Regions from separate parts of the Homo sapiens genome. Here region 1 is linked to region 2. A link is a contact called in ENCODE Hi-C or POLR2A ChIA-PET data. All regions are on one chromosome and are shown on one strand. Each heading gives the region's core, a stretch centred on a gene start or an enhancer-like site at or near the end of the contact. The rest is flanking DNA. Distances are from core to core; before and after follow the strand shown.

Region 1 (5,318 bases), core at 2,550-5,049, 1.9 Mb before region 2:
CTTCTTCCTCTCTTCTCCATATGAAAGCCAAATGGTCTATTAAATTATTGGGCAGATAATAACACTCCTCTACTCAGGACACTACAGTGGCTTCCTGTGTCATTCAGAATAAAAGCCAACATCTTTACCGTTGTCAACAAGGCCCTACATATTATGGTCTCTGCTACCTGCCAAACATCATCTCCTTCTATTCCTCCCCTTGATCATTCTCTCCAGGAGTGACCTTCCTGCCACACCCCTTCTCCTATTCTCTGTGCTTAGGATGTTCTTCCCATCTGCATGTCTACTCTATCACTTTTGTCAGGTCTCTGCTCAAGTGACTTTATCATCAAGGCCTTTTCTGATCACCCTAATAAAATAGTATGTGTCCTACCAATCTCTAGCCACTTTCCTGCTTTATTTTTATGGCATAGTTTTGTTTTTTTTTTTTAGGTAGGGTCTCACTCTGTCTCCAGGCTATAGAGCAGTGGCGTGATTATAACTCTTTGCAGCCTCCATCCCCTGGGCTCAAGTGATCCTCCCGCCTCAGCCTCCCAAGTGGTTCAGACTACAGGTGCGCACCACCATGCCCAGCTAATTTTTTTTTTTAGTAGAGATGAGTTCTTGCTATGTTGTCCAGACTAATCCTGAATTCCCGAACTCAAGCAGTACTGCAGCCTTAGCCTCCCAAACAACTGGAATTACAGGCATAAGCCTGTAACAGCTGGCTTGACATACATTTTTTTAGTCATCTTTCTGCCTCCATGGCTATGGCTCAAATGTTAGGAACATATTCAGATACTTGTTTACAAAATCTGGCTGGGCGCGGTGGCTCACGCCTGTAATCCCAGCTCTCTGGGAGGCTGAGGCAGGTGGATCACCTGAGGTCAGGAGTTCAAGACCAGCCCGGCCAACATGGAAAAACCCTGTCTCTATTAAAAATACAAAAATTAGCTGGCCATGGTGGTGCACACCTGTAATCCCGCTACTCAGGAGGCTGAGACAGAAGAATCGCTTGAATCTGGGAGGCAGAGGCTGCAGTAAGCCAAGATTGCACCACTGTGCTCCAGCCTGGGCAACGGAGTGAGAATCCATCTTAAAAAAAAAAAATCAGAGAAACAGGACCTAGAAAGATAGTTGCTAAGGGTTTGGCATAGAGGGGAGTGGTAATTAGTGTTTAATGGGTATAGAGTTGCAGTTTTATAGGATGAAAAACTTAAGTATTTTAGGCCAGGCGCGGCAGCTCATACCTGTAATCCTAGCACTTTGGGAGGCCAAGGCAAGTATATCACTTGAGGGCAAGAGTTCAAGATCAGTTTGGCCAACGTGATGAAACCACAACTCTCTACTAAAAATACAAAAATTAGCTGGGCGTGGTGATGCACGCCTGCAATCCCAGCTATTTAGGGGGGCTGAGACACAAGAATCCCTCGAACCCGGGAAGTAGATAGAGGTTGCAGTGAGCTGTTATTGTGCCACTGCGTTCCAGCCTGGGTGACAGATTGAGACTCTGTCTCAAAGAAATAAAAAGTTGTACTAAGTATTTTTTCAAGCTACTCACAATAAACCAAAGTTCTAAAGATCTGTTGTTTAACAATGTTAATATACTTAACAATACAGAACTGTACACTTAAATATGTTAAGATGGCAATTTTTTTTTTTTTTTGAGACAGAGTCTCACTCTGTCGCCCAGGCTGGAGTGCAGTGGCGCGATCTCGGCTCACTGCAACCTCTGCCTCCCAGGTTCACACCATTCTCCTGCCTCAGCCTCCTGAGTAGCTGGGACTACAGGTGCCCGCCACCACGCCGGGCTAATTTCTTTTGTATTTTTAGTAGAGACAGGGTTTCACTGTGTTAGCCAGGATGGTCTCCATCTCCTGACCTCGTGATCCGCCCACCTCGGCCTCCCAAAGTGCTGGGATTATACGCGTGAGCCACCATGCCCAGCCAAGATGGCAAATTTAGTATGTTTAGTGCATATAAAACTATAATTTAAAGTAACAGTTAAAAACATAGCTGGGTGCCAGAAACTGTGCAGGCTGCTTTTGTGTTAAGTCTCTCATCTTAAGGGAAGCTGAACAGAGAAGAGGAAAACAGGTAATCCAAGTTCCCTAGTTCACTTACCCTGCAACAGGTACTCCATCATGTTAATGGTGCCCCCAGTGACAGGCATCATGGTGACTGGAGGTGCCTCCATGGTGTCTAAGTTGAAGACAACACAACTGGACTCAGAGCCCCCAGTCAGGTAAGGCACGGGATATACCTGGAAAAGAGTTCACTTGTTTATACATCAAAGTGGTGGAGAGAGACCAGATCTGTTGTGGCACTGGCCTTCAAATCAAAGATTCATTCATTCAAAAACGTTTGAGTATTTCCTTATATGGCCAGTTCCAGGAACTGATGACACAGAAATATAGAAAGGAGATCTGGTCATGGAGTTACAGCATTACCTTCTAGTCTCAAGTTCTGAAACCTCCACATTACCTGTGCAATCTTGAGAAAGTCCTATCTATAACCCCTCACCCTGGGACTCAATGTCTTCCTTATAAAATGAGGCCAGTGATTTTTTTTTTTTTTTTTTTTTGAGACGGAGTTTCACTCTTGTCGCCCAGGCTGGAGTGCAATGGCGCAATCTCTGTTCACTGCAGCCTCTGCCTCCCAGGTTCAAGCGATTCTCCTGTCTCAGCCTCCCGAGTAGCTGGGATTACAGGCGCCCGCAACCAAGCCCAGCTAATTTTTTTTGTATTTTTAGTAGAGACGGGGTTTCGTCATGTTGGCCAGGTTGGCCTCGAACTCCTGGCCTCAGGTGATACTCAGGTGATCCGGCCTCCCAAAGTGCTGGCATTACAGGTGTGAGCCACCGTGCCCGGCCAAAGGCCAGTGATTTTTAACTCCCAAGGCTATGTGGCTCAAACGAGATAATAAAGAGGCAACAAAATTCAGAAGAACTGAAAAAGTGACTTAAGGGACCTTCGTTTTATAGATGAGGATATTGAGACTTGGAGAGGGACAGAAGGATACACACAGCAAGTTGGTAGCAGAGTTTGGACCAAACTAACATCTAGGCGTTCTATCTCTCTGAAAATGCCTTCCCCCGTACGCTTTTCTTTTTTGGTGACAGGATCTCGCTCTGTAGCCCAGGCTGCAGTGCAGTGGGGAGTTCCTAGCTCACTATAACCTCGAACTCCTGGGCTCAAGCCGAGTAGCTGGGACTACTACAGGCGGGAGACCACACTGCGGCTAGCCTAAAAATGCCTTTTAAAGAGAGCCAAGGCCGGGCGCGGTGGCTCACGCCTGTAATCTCAGTACTTTGGGAGGCCGAGGCCGGCGGATCAACTGGAGGTTGGGAGTTCGAGACCAGCCTGACCAACATGAAGAAACCCCGACTCTACTAAAAATACAAAAAATTAGCCAGGCCTGGTGGCGAGCGCCTGTAATCCCAGCTCCTCAGGAGGCTGAGGCAGGAGAATCGCTTGAACCCGGAAGGCGAGGTTGCGGTGAGCCGAGATCGCGCCATTGCACTCCAGCCTGGGCAACAAGAGCGAAACTCCGTCTCAAAAAAAAAAAAAAAAAAAAAAAGAGAGAGAGAGCCAAGGGGAAGTTATTTTAAGATGATGGTATATAGGTCCTTCTAAGCCGGCATCCATAACACGTATCCAATTAAACACTAGAAGCACACCTCCTTGAGGCTGTAGTGTCTTCTCGAGAAGCCGGGAATTATATCCACCCGCGCACCTAGGAGCTTTTGAGCGACGATTAGATACCAGCACTCCGGTTACCCGAGCCCGGGAAGCCCCCAGATCGGTGCAACCAGCCAACTTCCTCCTCTTCTCACTTCCGGTCGGAAGCCGACGTCTCACAAACCTCGAAACTGCCGTTCCCAAACGTATGGGTGCCGAGAAGGCCGAAGAGCTTCATTGCGGACAGACAATCAGAGGCGCATGCGCAAAATTCCGGGCTGCTGTATGAAAGATGGCGGCCTCCTTTGGCGCTTTCCTCCGGGCGCTACCTGGATCCTTGACGTCATAGGCCATGCTCTAGGAAAATCTTTTTAGGTTTGACAACCTGGAGATGTATTTGTGTAGAAAGTCTCTTGGAACTGATAGGACTTACAGAGATTATAGTGGGTTTCAAAAGAAAAAAGAACTGAGGGGTTGGGCGCGGTGGCTCACGCCTGTAACCCCAGCACTTTGGGAGGCCGAGGCAGGCGGATCACTTGAGGTCAGGAGTTCGAGACCAGCCTGGCCAAGATGGTAAAACTCCGTCTCCATTAAAAATACAAAAATTAGCCGGGCATGGTGACGCGCGCCTGTAATCCCAGCTACTAGGGAGGCTGAGGTGGGAGAATCGCTTGAACGCGGGAGGCGGAAGTTGCAGCGAACCGAGATCGCGCCACTGCATTGTAGCCTGGGCTACAGAGAGAGACTCTGTCTCAAAAAAAAAAAAGAGTCTGGAAAAGGAGTAGGTCCAGATCCAGGAGTACTCTGCAGTGCCATACCAAAGAATACATGTGAGCTTTAAAAGAACCCTGGCTACAACATGGAGAAAAGTTTGGGAAAGGAGAGAGCCTAGAGAAAAAAGACCAGGCCGGACACGGTGGCTCAGGCCTGTAATCCCAGCACTTTGGGAGGCCAAGGCGGGCAGATGGCTTGAGTTCAGGAATTCAAGACCAGCCTGAACAACATGGTGAAACCCTGTGTCTACAAAAAATACAAAAAATTAGCTGAACGTAGTGGCTCGCACCTGCAGTCCCAGCTACTTGGGAGGCTGAGGTGGGAGGATTGCTTGAGTCCAGGAGGCAGAGGTTGCAGTGAGCTGAGATAGCGCCACTGCACTCCAGCCTGTGCAACAGAGGGAGATCCTGTCTGGAAAAAAATTAAAGAAAAACGACCAGTTAGGCGCTTTGGTACAACTCCAGCTGAGAAACAAATGTCAGAAAAAGATTTTAAAAATGTAAAAAGAGGACAGGCGCGGTGGCTCACGCCTGTAATCCCAGCACTTTGGGAGGCCGAGGGGGGTGGATCACGAGGTCAGGAGATCGAGACCATCCTGGCTAACGGTGAAACCCTGTCTCTACTAAAAATACAGAAAATTAGCTGGGCGTAGTGGCGGGCGCCTGTAGTCCCAGCTACTTGGGAGGCTGAGTCAGGAGAATGGTGTGAACCTGGGAGACAGAGCTGGCAGTGAGCCGAGATCGCACCACTGCACTTTAGCCTGGGCGACAGAGCAAGACTCCGGCTCAAAAAAAAAAGTAAAAAGAGGAAATTAGCCGGGTGTGGTGGCACACGCCTGTAGTCCCAGCTACTCAGGTGGCTCAGGTGGTCAAGAGACCAAAATTG
Region 2 (5,377 bases), core at 1,680-4,179:
GTGTTTTCTCCACATCAATCCAGCTTTGGAGACATTCTATTAGTGACATATGCCCCTTCCCCCAAAAACAACAATGAAGTGTTCTGTGTGCTAACAACATAGCTTTTAAAAAAAAAAAAAAAGTAAAACAAAATTCTGCATTTTTATAAAACTTGATAAAAAATAGTATTTCAAACTGTACAGTCACCAGAAGTACACAGTTATCAAAAATGCACACACTTCACTTGGCATCTCCAGCACCTTCAGCTTTCTGTGCCTAAAAGAAAACAGACAAATTAATGCAATGCGTAGATTTCAAAACTATCTGTGTTCACATTCCACCTACAGCATCACTTTGCTCCCAGGCCAAAGTTCAGGTTTCAGGTACTGAGACTCAGTATTTCTTCTGAGAATGACTTACTAGGTAACTTTGCTAAGTCACCTCTCCTCTGGGCCTCACTGTAAAATTGAGGTAGGAAGAACACCAGAATAAGAGACCTGAGGTTACTCCTAGCTTGAAAACTTCATGTAGTATAAAACACAATGCCCTTCAGCTGACAGTAGAGATTTCAAGAATCCAGGATTTAAGTTAACAGGAAAGCCACAAGCACACTGGACCAAATGGTACATTTGGAGTGATACAAGAAAAGGGCAATTAAATTTTTGATATCAGCAACTAACTGAATGAACAAATCTAACAAAGGGTGAAACAGCAGTTATACCTGGTCTGTTTTGGCATCTCCATTTTCTGCAGGGTTATTCCCCTCCTTGCCAGCATCAGCTTTTCCCTTTTTCCCTTTGGGTACCTTCTCTCCCTTCTGAAAAAGGGGAAAAAATAGAACTGTTTCTCCCCATTTCGTATTACCAAGGTATGGTCTGCAAAGTTCTGCACAAGGTAGGATTGTTTACTCAAGATAAAACACAAACCCTCACCCATTTGACAAGAACAACTGATCAAAACTAGGCTAAATTATCTGTAATTTGCTATAATCTTTAGTACTTAGAATTTCCTAAGTAACAGAAGAATAAATTAGTTTAAACCCTGGGGTATTTAATATTTAAATGCAGATTTTCCTATAAACTAACAACAGAATTCTTGATCAGGAAACCAACGTTATGAATGACACGGACGAGGTAAGCTATCCACACAGTTTATAACCTCCATTAATGGAGGCACCATTATGCTAATTAAGTTAAGGCACTAAGGACAGTCCTCATTCTGTGAAAATGATCAGTTCCAATGTTAGCACTTACCTTTGCAGGGGCCTTTTTAGGCTTGGGCTCTGGCTTTGGAGGAGCAGGTTTCTTTTTTTGGCAGGAAGAGAGGAAAAAGTGAACATCAGTACAATGGACTGAAGAAAACCACCCACAACCAACCAAAAGTACCAAGGGTAGAGAAGTTTCTCCTCCTCCTCAAAAGTTTTTGTGGTTGGCTTTCTTCTAGAATGTTGGATTTCCAGAAGCCCACTCAAATGTCCCACTTTGGCTACAGGCATCAGAATTTCAGAACCAGCAAAACCCAAAGGGGCAAGAGTCCCAAGTAGAGGCAATGATTCAAAACCAGGCACTAACCATAATTCATGGAAGCAAAGGGAATTGTTTTTTGATGTTTTTTAGTTTCAGGGACAAGCACGAAAATTCAAAAGCATACACTTACAGCAGACAACCTCGCGGATCTTCTCTGTGGCTATTAAAGACAACGAGAAAGTTAGAAATAGGACAGGTAAGTCGCTTTGAAAGTTTGGTATCAATTTGCTCTAGATTATAGGAGTGTAAATTCAGGACACAGGTTACGGTTAATCACCGAGTCCAGTGGCCTCTGCTAGTCCAAGGCTTTGACCCTTGAAGAGAGAATGACTTACTTCGTCCTTCACCTTTGCTTTATCTCCCTTAGCATCCCCTTCAGCCTATAAGAAACAAGAACAAAAAACTGCAGATTTTGAGGTGGTTCTTAATTACTTCCCAAACTTTAGAGTGCTAAAAATGAAAATTAAAGCAGTCGTCCACACAACTTTTCTAGGACATAAATGAGTGAGCCCGACGTTCGTATAAGAACGAAGCGCGCGCAGGAGCTCCGGCTCGCCGACCCCGAGAAGCGAGGGCTGGACCGGAGCGCAGCCGGGGAGGGCAGCGGAGCCCGCACCACCGCGACAGGCAGGAGCAACAGCTGCAGATGGCGCAAACAAACCCCCTCCGGAGGCGGAGCCCAGCGCCGTTGCTATGGCAGCCGTCGAGGGCGGGAGAGGGAGGCGCGCGCAGCCCGGGGAACTCGTGGGCGGCGACAGCGCGCGTCTCGTGCGCGGGGAACGTGGGCGAGGGGGCGGGGCCATACCGCACAAGCCCCGCCCCTCACGGCGGCGGTTTTTTGGCGGCAGCGCTTTCCCCCGCCCGCCAACCCCGAGCGCCGCCTTCCCGCCCTTTCGGGTTTGAATTGCCCGCCCGCAGGGAGGGGAGGGAAGGGGCCCTCGCGATGGGGGAGGGGGCACGGGGCGGGGGCGGCGAGCCCGAGGAGAGCGGGATAAACAGCCGCCAACATGGCTCCTCCCGCCGCGGCCGCCGCTCCTCCAATATGGCCTCTGGCGCCCGCGGGCAGCCGAGCCGCTCAGGGTTAGCCCCGAGCTGCCCGACACCGTCTCCAGCCCCCGCGCGGGGAGGCTGCGCTGGCTCCTGCTCGGCGCCGATTCTCGCTCCCTGCACCAGGGAGGCGGCGGCGGCGGTGGCGGCAGTGGTGGCCCGGCGCCTGGGGCCCTCGCGCCACGTACCTTTCTCTTGGGCATGGTGGCGGCGGCGACGGCAGCGGGACGTAGGTGCTGGACGCGGGATGCAGCGGCGCGCGGGCTTTGGTCGGTCCGGGGGTCGTTCTCGCCTCTTCTTCACACTGCTCGGGCTCCGGGGGGTTTATAAAGTTTTTATAGCGCTGGGAGCCCCGGACCGGTTAGAACCGGATTTCACCTCCCGCCGCCGTTCATTGGCCCAGCTGGGGTCACGTGGGCGGGGTTTAAACTCACCTCCTCTGGAGGGAGTGAGGAGGGGGGTGTGTGGGGGGGGTAGTGCGCGGAGACGGCGGCGCGCCGAGGGGGTGGGGGCGCAGTCGGGGTGGCGCGCGTCGAAGGCAGTAAATGAGGAGGGGTGCGCGAGTCGGCGGGCTCCGGGTTCCGGCTCCCGCCAAGAGCTGTCTTTTGCAAACTAGCAAGTTCCTTCCACCTTATGCAACCCAGCAACCCACTTCTCCAAGCCGTGCGACACTCACGGCGCATCTCAGCGGCTTTCCTTCCTGCTCCCGCTGGGGGCCCCAGAAGAGGGGTTTGCGAGGCCTGGCTGCACTGCCCTGCTCCTCTGGAAGCAGGAGGAAGCGCGCGGCTGGAGGCACAGGCTGCAGTTCCCAGAGCCCAGGCTGACGCCAAAGTGGGAAAAAGGCGGGGAAACCAGCTTGGCGCAGCCGGACGTGCATCCTTCCGAGCTGCCACTTCGGAGAAGCCTTTCGTGCACCTCACCTGAAAGACGGTCCCACTCGAGGTGGGCTAGGGGTTTCAGGGGGAGACTTTCCATGCAGAGGTGCCTTTTGGGTGCCGTGGGTCAGGTAGGAGCTGTCCTTTCAGCACCCGTTGCGCAGCCGCCTCCCCAAATGCTATCGAAGCCCCCACCCCCAACTCCTCTCGGGTGGCTCCCTTAAGGTCCCTGTATTCCCAAACCTCCAGACCCCGCCACAGTATGGTGGAGAGCGGCCGTCGAGGTCTACCAGCACTCACTTCCCCCTACACTCTACCCCTCTCGGAGACATTTTGCCCAGCTGCCCAACCCGACGCGGCCACCAAGCCTGGGCACTGCAGCCGCAGCTGGCGAAATCCCTCCTTCCACACTGTCAAGCTGGCTGCCTTTCACTTGCGCGAGGAAAGGAGGGTGGAGGAAAGCGCCCGGGGATTAGGAAACAAGTAGAGGAACAGGTGGTGTGATGGCAAAAGGGCTCTTCCGGTGCCCCCTAGTCCAAAGCCAGGGTCTTGGAGCTAGCCAAGTGCACCTGAGGGAGGGTAGGCAATTGCAGCAGCAAAAGAAGGTGTTCTTCCGTTGCAGTTAGCAAACAAGTTTTACATCTAAGAATCTTTAAAAATTCTATTTGAGACCCAGCACACAAGAATACGATAGATGTCCTCAAATGGGGGCTTGGCTCACAGGTGGAAGGACACTAAATTGGTCCCATCTGATTTCTTGAGGCAAGGGTTGAACCTGGCTTGCACAAATCACACCTGTCCAAAGCAACCACGAGTTCTACTATTTTGCAGCCCTTGCTGCTGGGCGACGACGACGACCTCTCTGCCTCTTCTTTCCACCACTACATCGCCTCCTGGGGCAGCTTCTCCCTACTCCACCCTGTGTACCTTTCCCAGAATACAGAACCTCAGGCCAAAGAGAGATGCCAGCCCCATTAATCACCTCTACTGTACCCCAATCATATTACGGAAAGTCAGACCCAGGAGACAGGACTCAACAGCCACGCTCATAGGGCAGATTCCGTTTGCTGCCTCCAGCCCCTCATTCCCGCCTTAATTGTAGGGCTCTGCATTATAGCCGCATAATTCATGCCTCCCTAATTATGGCTGTCAACAGCCCCATTGTAAAGCTGTAAAATGTACAGCACCTGCTCTCCAGGAACCCTGTGCCAGGGATTGGTAGAGGGGAGTGCCAGGTGTGGATGGGGGCTTTGCCAAAGGGTTCACTGATTGGCTTCTCAATCGCCGTGTCTGGCATTTATGCTTGATTCTGGGAGCATGGACAATAGCCAAGAAGTCTCTTGCCGCCAGGTATCCCGGGACAGAAAGGGGAAGAGGCGGGTGGGGTATAGGAAAGTTAGGGGTTTCCTGTGTGCTCTTGCTACAACTTGCAAGATTTCACCTCTCCCCTAGAGGGAGCTGCTAGGGAAACAGCTTGCAGAAAGTAAAATGGGAAGTCTGGCATGGTGGCTCATGCCTGTAATCCCAGCACTTTGGGAGGGTGAGGCCGGCGGATCACCTGAGGTCAGGAGTTCGAGACCAGCCAGGACAGGGTGAGATGCTGTCTCCAAAAAAAAAAAAAAAAAGAAGAAGGAAAATGGACTTTAAAGAGAGTAGCATTTGGTTGGTGTTGCTGGCTGGTACTTGCCGGTGTGGGGCACCTGAAATAGAGTTGCTCAGGCAGACAGCTCTTCAAAGGCACTAATCCTCTCAGCAGCTCTGCAGCAAGTCCTGGCAGAGGGAGGTAAGGGAAAGGACACAGCTTTGACCCTCACAAGCAGAGGACCTAGAACAAGCTTTGCCATGCCAAGAATAAATCATCTAGGGCCTACTTAGGGAGCCAGGTCAAAAAGCTGAGAGAAACCTCGAAGAGTGGAGTGGGAATCAGAGTTTGAGATGGTGAGGGCAGG

The links. A loop is a pair of places that touch in the nucleus more often than their neighbours do. ChIA-PET counts read pairs that join two places held with the same protein, here RNA polymerase II (POLR2A). Pooled maps may share reads with other maps.
Region 1: a pooled map shows a loop between it and region 2 (7-fold over the local background). The contact joins the promoter of MED18 here to the promoter of HMGN2 in region 2. A Hi-C loop is called at or near these places in 5 of 50 pooled maps. POLR2A ChIA-PET finds 5 or more read pairs at or near these places in 2 of 52 experiments (B cell and GM10248).

Annotation. Positions count from the first base shown.
Region 1 is chr1:28,327,521-28,332,838 of GRCh38, reverse strand. MED18 (mediator complex subunit 18) reads right to left here and starts at 3,799. Exons shown (of 3, transcript NM_017638.3): 1 at 3,659-3,799; 2 at 2,104-2,242. The coding sequence starts at 2,176. RefSeq lists enhancers at 2,750-3,257, 3,258-3,765.
Region 2 is chr1:26,469,992-26,475,368 of GRCh38, reverse strand. HMGN2 (high mobility group nucleosomal binding domain 2) reads right to left here and starts at 2,929. Exons shown (of 6, transcript NM_005517.4): 1 at 2,742-2,929; 2 at 1,842-1,886; 3 at 1,637-1,666; 4 at 1,234-1,284; 5 at 702-797; 6 at 1-256. The coding sequence starts at 2,756. The coding sequence ends at 221. It overlaps DHDDS (dehydrodolichyl diphosphate synthase subunit), which reads right to left. Exons shown (of 9, transcript NM_205861.3): 9 at 4,063-5,377. RefSeq lists silencers at 2,205-2,374, 2,415-2,704, 2,965-3,234, 3,119-3,534 and enhancers at 2,904-3,613, 3,614-4,322.